2 separate regions of the Homo sapiens genome follow, and region 1 is linked to region 2. Evidence: read pairs that join two places in POLR2A ChIA-PET (ENCODE). Cell type or tissue: CD4-positive, alpha-beta T cell. All regions are shown on one strand. Each heading gives the region's core, and the rest is flanking DNA. Links, peaks and the distances in the headings are about the cores only.

What was found. ChIA-PET counts read pairs that join two places held together with the same protein. Peaks named below come from ENCODE experiments on the same cell type or tissue, not always from the same donor. Only the 100,000 strongest peaks of a DNase experiment are listed, where the experiment ranks them.
Region 1: POLR2A ChIA-PET joins it to region 2 with 6 read pairs; 3 of 35 experiments call an interaction of 5 or more read pairs at or near these places.

Annotation. Positions count from the first base shown.
Region 1 is chr16:28,512,586-28,517,957 of GRCh38, reverse strand. No RefSeq gene overlaps it. Among named protein-coding and RNA genes, the nearest start is that of IL27, 8.4 kb to the right of the region's middle. In CD4-positive, alpha-beta T cell, for the core only: no CTCF peak of the experiment used is centred there; no DNase peak of the experiment used is centred there.
Region 2 is chr16:28,621,086-28,626,457 of GRCh38, reverse strand. It overlaps a transcript of SULT1A1 not described here. Among named protein-coding and RNA genes, the nearest start is that of SULT1A1, 14 kb to the right of the region's middle. RefSeq lists silencers at 2,786-2,955, 3,006-3,055 and an enhancer at 3,146-3,275. In CD4-positive, alpha-beta T cell, for the core only: no CTCF peak of the experiment used is centred there; a DNase peak (open chromatin) is centred at 2,837; H3K4me3 peaks cover 1,237 bases.

The DNA.
Region 1 (5,372 bases), core at 61-5,060, 110 kb after region 2:
GTGTTAGCCAGGATGGTCTCGATCTCCTGACCTCGTGATCCCCCCGCCTTGGCCTCCCAAAGTGCTGGGATTACAGGTGTGAGCCACTGCGCCTGGCAAAATATCTTATTGTAATGTATTCACCTATCTTTAACTTAGCCCTGACTTGAAACTCGTGGACTCACCTATTTTGGGACCACACTTGACCAAGCATAACTCAAACTGAAGAGAATGAAACCTCGGATGAGGGGAACTACTGTACATGAGTTTTGCATGTAAAGCTGCTAGAAGAGTGTCTGGCATACAGGGGAGGGTCAGTAAATGCTGGCTGCCACACCAGGCAGCATCATATAGTAGTTAAGAAAGCTGGCCAGGCGTGGTGGCTCACGCCGGTAATGCCAGCACTGTGGGAGGTCGAGGCAGGTGGATCACGAGGTCAGGAGTTGGAGACCAGCCTGACCAACATGGTGAAACCCTGTCTCTACTAAAAATAGAAAAATTAACCGGGTGTGGTGGCGCGCACCTGTAATCCCAGTTACTCAGGAGACTGAGGCAGGAGAATCGCTTGAACCCAGGAGGTGGAGGTTGTAGTGAGCCGTGATTGCACCACTGCACTCCAGCCTGGGCGACAGAGTGAGACTCTGTCTCAAAAAAAAAAAAAGAGAAAGAAAGCCACACTGCCTGGAATTGAAGTCTAGCTCTGTGACCATGGGCAGGTCACTTAACCTCTCTGGGCCTGTTTCATCTTTTGTATAAAATGAACATAACCAGCCCCAGCCCTGGCCCCAGCCCCAGCTTCAGCCTCAGGAAACAATAAAATAATACAATAAAACATAGTACAATAAAATACAATTAATAAAATATTTTAAAAACATGAACAATAATATTACTTGTAGGTAAAACATGCAATAACCTAGATAATAGATAACCTATTGTGAGGATTTTATTATTTATTTATTTGTTATTATTTTTTGAGATAGAGTCTCACTCTGTTGCCCAGGCTGGAGTGCATTGGCACAATCTCAGCTCACTGCAACCTCTTTCTCCTGGGTTCAAGCAATTCTCCTGCCTCAGCCTTCCGAGTAGCTGCGATTACAGGCACCCGCCACCATGCCCGGCTAATTTTTTTGTATTTTTAGTAGAGATGGGGTTTTGCCATGTTGGCCAGGCTGGTCTCAAACTCCTGATCTCAAGTGATCCTCCCGCCTCAGCCTTCCAAAGCACTGGGATTACAGGCATGAGCTACCATGCCTGGCCTATTGTGAGGATTAAATAAGCCAATAGTTGAGAAGTGCCTGGCACATATAAGCATCTGATTCTATTTTAGTGGTTATTTTATTTTATTCAATATAAACACACAGAGCTTTGTATCAGCTTCATTTACCTCTGTATCTCCAATGCCTAGAACAATGGCTGGGGCGTACTGACTTGGTGCTCAGTAAATATTGGCTGAAATATTGACACTTTTTTTAAATCTAAATTGCCCTTGCTGCTGGCTTCTGACACAAGACTCTTTCCACAGTAATATACTGTTTGACTTTGTCATTTTTTTTTTTTTAAATGAAGTCTCGCTCTGTTACCCAGGCTGGAGTGCAATGGCATGATCTTGGCTCACTGCAACCTCCACCTCCCGGGTTCAAGTGATTCTCTTGCCTCAGCCTCCTGAGTAGCTGGGACTATAGGCTCATGCCACCACACCCAGCTAATTGTGTGTTTTATTTTATTTTTTTCTTTGAAGAGACGGGGTTTTACCATGTTGGCCAGGCTGGTCTTGAACTCCTGACCTCAAGTGATCCACCCGCCTCAGCCTCCCAAATTGCTGGGATTACAGGTGTGAGCCACTGTGCCCGGCCGTGATTTCTTTATCTAGTGTGATTTTTTTTTTTTTTTTTTTTTTTTTTTTTTGGAGACAGAGTCTTGCTGAGTCGCCCAGGCTAGAGTGTAGTGGTGCAATCTCGGCTTACTGCAACCTCCGCCTCCCAGTTCAAGCTATTCTCATGCCTCAGCCTCCTGAGTAGCTGGAATTACAGGTGCCCACTATACCTAGCTAATTATTTTTATATTTTTAGTAGAGACAGGGCTTCACTATGTTAGCCAGGCTGGTCTTGAACTCCTGGCCTCAAGCAATCTGCCTGCCTTGGCCTCCCAAAGTGCTGGGATTACAGGCATGAGCACTGTGTTCAGCCTATCTAGTCTGATTTTTAACATTAGAAAATTAATTTGGAAGAGTAGATCAAAATGGGGGGAACATGTGGTGCAAGTGGCAGAAACAGATCGAACTGACTTAACAAAAACTCAGGATTGACTCATGAAACTGAACATTTCAGAAGTAATTGCTTCAGAAATGGTTGGATCTAGGAGCTCAAAGTAAATAATAATCAAGATTCTTACCGCTTAAGCCCAGGAGGTCGAGGCTGCAGTGAGCTATGATTGTGCCACTGCACTCCAGCCTGGGTGACAGAGGGACACACGGCCTCAAAAAAAGAAAGAAAGAAAAAGAAAAATTCTTGCCAGGCACAGTGGCTTACACCTGTAATCCCAGCACTTTGGGAGGGCAAGGCAGGAGGATCACTTGAGCCCAAGAGTTTAAGACCTGCCTGGGCAACATAGTAAGACCCACATCTCTACAAAAAATAAAACATTTAGCCTGGCATGGTGGTGCATGCCTGTGGACCTAGCTACTGGAGAGGCTAAGGCGGAAGGATCACTGGAGCACAGCAGGTCGAGGCTGTGCCACTGCACTCCAGCCTGGGTGACAGAGCAAAACCCTGTCTCAAGAAAGAGAAAAGGAACATGGAGCCATGGGAATTAGGGAGTGAGTCCTGCAGGCAGCCTGTTGGGACCCCAAACCAGAACTGAGGCAGAGGAAGCAAGGTAGGGGGGCAGCAGAAACATATATGGTTCATAGATTTTTTTTTTTTTTTTCAGACGGAGTCTCACCTGTCACCCAGACTGGAGTGCGGTGGTGGGATCTTGGCTCAAAGCAACCTCCGACTCCCGGGTTCAAGTGATTCTCCTGCCTCAGCCTCTTGAGTAGCTGGGATTACAGGCATGAGACACCACACCCGGCTAATTTTTGTATTTTTGATAGAGACAGGGTTTCGCCATGTTGGCCAGGCTGGCCTCGAACTCCTGACCTCAAATGATCCACCCTCCTCGACCTCCCAAAGTGCTGGGATTGCAGGCATGAGCCACCGCATCCGGCCCGTAGATTCTTTTGTACAAATCAACCAATACATAAAAATATGAGCAGCGAGTGGACATGTGTTCCAGGTGTGTCCTCTTTCTGAGGAGTAAACGGTGCACTCGCCTGGGCAGTGGACAGGACATGACAGTCAGGAGTGACTGAGCCCCCATGGAGGCAGCCAGCTGAGGGTGCTGGGACAGGAATGGGGTCCCATATTAGCCTGGGAGCTGGGGGCCACTGGAGGACCAGGCGTGTCGGCCCAGGGTCTGCCTCCCCTCTCAGACCCTGGGCAGGGCCTGTCCTGGGGCTCAGTATGTCTGCGTCCTCATCCCAGGGAGGCTGATGAGCCGGCCAGAGGTGCCTGCCGCTGTGCAAGGAGAGGGCTCTGAATACAAGCAGCACTTGGGGTAGAGCCCACCCCACCAAGCTGGCCTGGGACCTGAGTCCCACCCAGTGGTCCTCGCCTCTGAGGCTGCGCACACCCTGGCCCAGGGCCTGACTGGCCAGGCCCCTGAGATTTCTGCCTCTGGCCTGAACTCTGCTCTGACTTATGACTCCATCCTCTTCTCCCTGCATGGCTCTCCTTTGCCTTTTTTTGCAGGGGGAGCGGGGAGACAGAGTCTCATTCTGTCACCGAGTCTGGAGTGCAGGAGTGTAATCATAGCTCACTGCAGCCTCGAACTCACAGGCTCAAGCAATCCTCTCACTTCAGCCTCCCGAGTAGCTAGGACCACAGGTATGTGCCACCAACCCAGCTAATTCTTTTTTTCCCTTGCATTTCTTTATGACAACTGATGTGTCTGGAGAACTTCCTGTGGGTCAGGCCTTGTGCTACTAATAACAGCTAAAACCTGTGAGTCTTACCACAGGCCAGGCCCTGTTCTAAGTGCTTTACACACAGTAACTCACTGAATCCTTTAAGCAGTTGTATGCATTTGTATTATTTCCCTCACGTTCTAGATGATGAAACTGAGGCACAGAGAAGTTGAGTAACTTGTCTGAGATCGCAGAGCTCTTCGGTGGCAGGGCTGTTTTAGATGCATAGTGGTCACGGCAAGTCCTCTCCAGCTGCCATAAGCATCGTCCTCAACTGGCAGTTGAGCCAACAAACACAGAGAGGCTTCAGGCCTTGATCAAGGTCACACACTGGGAAGTGCTGGAGCTCTGAAGGGAGGGGCGGAGGTCTGTCTGGCTCCCAACTCAGCTGGGGGGGCTTGGACACATGACCACTTCCAAGTTCGTCTTTTTTTTTTTTTTTAAGACTGAGTCCCCCTCTGTCGCCCAGGCTGGAGTGCAATGGCGTGATCTCGGCTCACTGCAACCTCCGCTTCTCGGGTTCAAGTGATTTTCCTGCCTCAGCCTCCCTAGTAGCTGGGATTATAGGCACCCGCCACCACACCTGGTTAATTCTTTTTTTTTTTTTTTTTTTTTTTTTAAGTATAGACAGGGCCATGTTGTCCAGGCTGGTCTCGAACCGCTGACCTCAGGTGATCCACCCACGTTGGCCTCCCAAAGTGCTGGGATTACAGGCATGAGCCACCGCGCCCGGCCCCAAGTTCATTTTGGGACAGATGGTGGGCAAGGCTGGGAGCATAGGCCTCGTTTGACAGAGGGGGAAACTGAAGCCTAGAGTGTGTGGCCATCTTGCCCAAGCAGGCACACACAGGAAGTGGCAGAGCCCAGCCAGTAATTGAACTGGGACTTTTCATGCGCAGACTGGTGATTTTCCTCTGCAGCCCCTGCCTCCTGCAAGCTCTTCCTTCTCTGAACTCAACAGCCCTGGCTTCTCACCTTCCCACACCCTCAGAACTCAGTCTTCCCAGGCCTGCATTCACATGTCATTTATGTCTGGGAAGAGTGGCCCCTCAATCTCTTCCTCTCAGCCCTCCCCAGGTGCCTGCCATGGCTGCAAGAGTATGGGGGTACCCAGCATCCCCCTTACAAGGAAAAAAGAGGTGAGACCAAGGGAGAGAAGCATTTTCTCCTCTCCAGGCTCTCCTTCCCAGGGTTGTTGGTCCCATGACAGATATAACAGTTAAGGGCAGACAGGGCACAGTGGCTCACGCCTGTAATCCCAGTACTTTGGGAGGCTGAGGCAGGCGGATCACCTGAGGTCAGGGGTTCGAGACCAGCCTGGCCAATATGGCGAAACCCCATCTCTACTAAATATACAAAGATTAGCCAGGTGTGGTGGCGCACACCTGTA
Region 2 (5,372 bases), core at 274-5,273:
GGAACACTTTTACACTGTTGGTGGGACTGTAAACTAGTTCAACCATTGTGGAAGACAGTGTGGCGACTCCTCAAGGATCTAGAACTAGAAATACCATTTGACCCAGCCATCCTATTGCTGGGTATATACCCAAAGGATTATAAATCATGCCGCTATAAAGACACATGTACACATATGTTTATTGCGGCACTATTCACAATAGCAAAGACTTGGAACCAACCCAAATGTCCATCAATGATAGACTGGATTAAGAAAACGTGGCAATTATACACCATGGAATACTATGCAGCCATAAAAATGGATGAGTTCATGTCCTTTGTAGGAACATGGATGAAGCTGGAAACCATCATTCTGAGCAAACTATCGCCAGGACAGAAAATCAAACACCGCATGTTCTCACTCATAGGTGGGAATTGAACAATGAGAACACTTGGACACAGGGTGGGGAACATCACACCCTGGGGCTTGTCATGGGGTGGGGGAAGCCGGGAGAGATAGCATTAGGAGATATACCTAATGTAAATGACGAGTTCATGGGTGCAGCACACCAACGTGGCACATGTATACATATGTAACAAACCTGCACATTGTGCACATGTACCCTAGAACTTAAAGTATAATAAAAATAAATAAATTGGGCTGATGAACCATATTACAGTAATCCAATATTTCGCTTGTAAAGTCCTGAGGTTTACAGAAGGAAATCTTTTCTAATAACAAGAAGAGTGAGGCATGTGCTTTGGTCTTTATTTCCTAGTTATACGATCCTGGGTAAGGAGCTCAACTTTTCTCTGCCAAAATTAAATGAGGATTAAATGAGATCATATATGTGAAGTTGTGAAAGACAGTGCCTGGCACATAGTAGGATCAATCAATGTTAATATCTCTAAAATAGAGATTGAGTCTGAAGATCCACAAAGTGGTAGAACTGATCTTAAGATTCCCAAATGATAGAATTGGGCTTTATTTGCCTAAGTAGTATGGTATTACTTATTGTATGCCCAGGGGATCTTTTTTTTTTAAATAATGTTTATTTATTTATTTTGAGACAGAGTCTCGCTCTGTCCCCCAAGCTGGAGTGCAGTGGCACCATTTTGGCTCACTGCAACCTCTACCTACCCGGTTCAAGCAATTCTCCTGCCTCAGCCTCCTGAGTAGCTGGGATTACAGGTGCGCACCACCATGCCCAGCTAATTTTTGTATATTTAGTAGAGACAGGGTTTTGCCATGCTGGCCAGACTCGTCTTAAACTCCTGACCTAAGGTGATCCAGCTCCCTCAGCCTGCCACAGTGCTGGGATTACAGGTGTAAGCCACGGCACCCAGCCCTAATGTTTTATTTTTTTGTAGAGATGAGGTCTTACTATGTGGCCCAGGCTGGTCTTGAATTCCTGGACCTAAGTGATCCTCCCACCTTGACCTCCCAAAGTGTTGGGATTACAGGCATGAGCCACCGTGCCCAGTTCCCTTCTTAAATAGTTTAAAGGGGGAGAAGAAAGAAAAAGACAGATTTTCTTCCCTTCCACTACCAAAACAGGCAAAACACACCAGAACACTTTGCTTAGCATTTCTTTTCTTTTCTTTTCTTTTTTTGAGAAAGAGTCTTCCTCTGTCAGCCAGGGTGGAGTGCAGTGGGGCGATCTTGGCTCACTTCAAGCTCCACCTCCTGGGTTCAGGCCATTCTCCTGCCTCAGCCTCCCGAGTAGCTGGGACTACAGGTGCCCACCACCACGCCCAGCTAATTTTTTGTATTTTTAGTAGAGACGGGATTTCACCGTGTTAGCCAGGATGGTCTGGATCTCCTGACCTCGTGATCCGCCCGCCTTGGCCTCCCAAAGTGCTGGTATTACAGGAGTGAGCCACCGTGCCCGGCCGTCCCTTCATTTTTTAAGATAAATTCACATACCATAAAACTTACCATTTTATTTTCTCTCTCTTTTTCTTTCTTTCTTTCTTTTTTTTTTTTTTTTTTTTTTTTTTTTTGCAGGCTGGAGTGCAGTGGCCCTATCGTGGCTCACTGCAACCTTGAATTCCTGGGCTCAAGAGATCCTCCCACCTCAGACTCCCAAGTAGCAGTAGCTGAGACTATCAGTGCGCACCACCAAGTCTGAGTAATTACAATACTTTTTTCTTTTTCTTTTTCTTTTTTTTTTCGTAGAGATGGGGTCTTCCTATTTTGTCCAGGCTAATCTGGAACTCCTGCCCTCAAAGGATCCTCCTGTCTAATTCTCTCAAAGTGCTGGGATTACAGGCATGTGCCACCGCACCCGGCCAAATGCACCTCCTTTTTTCAAGTGTACAATTCAATGGTTTTTAATATATTCACAAAGTCATGGAACCATCACACCTATCTAATTTCAAAATGTTTTCATCACTCCAAAAAATAACCCCATATGGGAGGCCGCGGCGGGCAGATCACTCGAGACCAGCCTGGCCAACATATTGAAACCCCGTCTCCACTAAAAATACAAAAATTAGTCGGGCGTGATGGCGCACGCGTGTAGTCCCAGCTGCTCGGGAGGCTGAGGCAGGAGAATCGCTTGAACCCGGGAGGCGGAGGTTGCAGTGAGCCCAGATCGCCCCACTGCACTCCAGCCTGGGCGACAGAGCGAGACTCCGTCTCAAAAATATCTAATTAATTAATAAAAATAAAATAAATAAATAAATAAATAACCCCATGCCTTCTGCCTCTGTGGCTTTGCCTATTCTGGGTATTTTGTGTCAACGGACCCATGCATGGGGGTGGGCCGGGCACCTTTCAAACGTTCAGCCCCCACGACGGCCCGTGGCCTCCGGATTGGACGGCACGAGCTGGGTGTGCGCGGGGCGCCCAACCGCTCAGGAGCTCCTGGAGGAGGCAGGTGCAGGTGCCGGCTGCTGCAGCGCAGTAGCTGCTGGAGGCTGGCGAGGCCCGGAGGCGGTGCAGGAAGCCTCCGACCACGCGGGCTCCTGATCGCGGGCGCCCACAGCGCGGACATGGCGGGCTGGTGGCCGGCGTTGTCGCGCACGGCCCGGCGCCACCCGTGGCCCACCAACGTGCTGCTCTACGTTGCTCGAGCAACGTAGCTCTACGCTCTACGAGCGTGCCGTAGCTCGCTCGTCTCCGCCGGGGACGTGCTGCAGCAACGGCTGCAGGGCCGCTAGGCCGACTGGCGCCAGACGCGGCGCGTGGCCACGTTGGTGGTGACCTTCCACGCCAACTTCAACTACGTGTGGCTGGGCCTGCTGGAGCGCGCGCTCCCGGGCCGAGCGCCGCGCGCCATGCTGGCCAAGTTGCTGTGCGACCAGGTGGTCGGTGCGCCCATCGCGGTCTCGGCCTTCTACGCCGGTGAGGGGCCGGGGGGGGAACCTGGGGGGTGGGACCAGTATTGGGGGACTGGAGGCAGGGACTTGGGGATCAAGCGGCTGGAGGGAGGGCGCTGCAGGAGCCTGGGGACCCGGGCAGGAGCCGGGGCTCTGAGACCGGAGCTGCTTCAGAGGCCTGAAGGGCCAGGGCAAAGGCTGGAGGCTGGGGTGTTTGATTGCGAGAAGTTGCAGGAGGCACTGGCTGGGGAGCCGAGAAATTGGGGAGCCAGAGGTACAGCAGGTCAGGAATTTAGAGGACTAGGGTCGGGGCTCAGACTCTGGGGTTGGGTGTAGGCCAAGGCTGGAGGTAGGCAGGGCTGCGGAGGTCTTTGCCCCCTGAAAAAGGCCCACGGGAAAATAAAGGAGATCCCAGTTCAAGGCCATAGCAGCTGCAATGACCGTGAACCAATCGTGGGACAGGGAAGGAACCGACCTGCTGTTCAGAAAATCCACGCCTGGGGCCCCGGGGCCAACACAGGAACAAAATGCAAGGGGACCCGTGACCCTGGGGGGCAGAGCAGGTGGAATCTGAGGTTGGGCCTGGATCTTCAGCAAATTCATGCCCAGGGGCCTAGTCCTGCTTTGGTAACAAGATTTTCCCCTGGGGTCTCACGGAAAACATCAAGGGACCTTGGATCCTTGCCATAGAGGACTATATACCTGTGAGGGTTCAGGGAACCCTCTCCTTAGAAAATCCGACCCGGGCCTGGGGTGTGGGGGACAGGGGCTTGACTGTGGAAACCTTCTCTACTGCGTACAATAAGAACAATGGAAATGTTACCTGAAAAATACCGGGGTTCATTCCCTTAACGAGTCACAAATGACTCCACCAAGAGGCGGGTTTTGATCAATGGGAGTTTTACTTGGCACAAGAAAGGAAGACACTGGGCATATTCTCCCAAGTAGTGTGTCCCCCAGAGAAAGAGACAGGAGGGTTTTATGGGGTGATGGAGAAAGGAGAGGGTGCATGATTGCATGTAGAGTAGGGGTCCCAGTGAGTCATGATGCTAGCGCATAGGTTGCATAGGTTATAGTCATGAAGCTATAGCTTCTCCCGGGGTGAAGACTTTAGCATGGTAATGAGGAGAGTTAACTTGGGTTCATCTGTAAGTAACCTGGGGTCATTTAGGAGCTGATTTAAACAAACAGGGTGACCTCATTCCACCCAGGGCTGGGGAAGAACAGGTTGAGGTCAGGAGGCTGTAAAACAGGCTGATCACTCAAGTTGGTTAAATTCTTGTAATCTTTGGAGATCCTCCATCTGCTCACAGGAGGGTCCCTGTGGCCTCTATCATCATTGCAATTTCTATAGCCTTGAAGGGGATGGGGTGGGTAACTGGGGAGAAAATCTCTATGGGTCTTAAGCCTGACGGGGTCAGTGGGTCAGGAGAACAGACAGCCGGGGAGCTAGGGCCTCCTGTTTTATCAGAAGGTCTGTGCCTGGTCCCGGCGTGTGATTTGCAGACTAGATTTGCAAACAGCTTCCTAGCAACTGTTAAAGAAGTCTTGTACAGCGGTGAAGGGGTAGGGGACCAGAATGCTATTTAATCCTCAAAAAACTAGTGAGATTGTTCTCTTTTTCTTTTCTTCTTCTTCTTCTTCTTCTTTTTTTTTTTTTTTTTTTTTTTTTTGAGACAGAGTCTTGTTTTATTGCCCAGCCTGGAGTGTGCAGTGGCCTGATCTCAGCTCATTGAAACCTCCATCTTCAGGTTCAAGCGATCCTCCTGCCTCAGCCTACCAAGTAGCTGGCATTACAGATGCACACCACCATGCCCGGCTAATTTTTGCATTTTTAATGGAGACAAAGTTTCACCATGTTTGCCAGGGTCGTCTCGAACTCCTGAACTCAAGTAATCTGCCCATCATGGCCTCCCAAAGTGCTGGGATCACAGACGTGAGCCCTCGCACCTGAGATTGTTCTTATTACTCTCATGTTACAAATGAGGAAACAACTAGTGAAATTAGTGAAATTGTTCTCTTTTTCTTTTCTTTTTTTTTTTGGGAGACAGAGTCTCGCTTTATCATCCT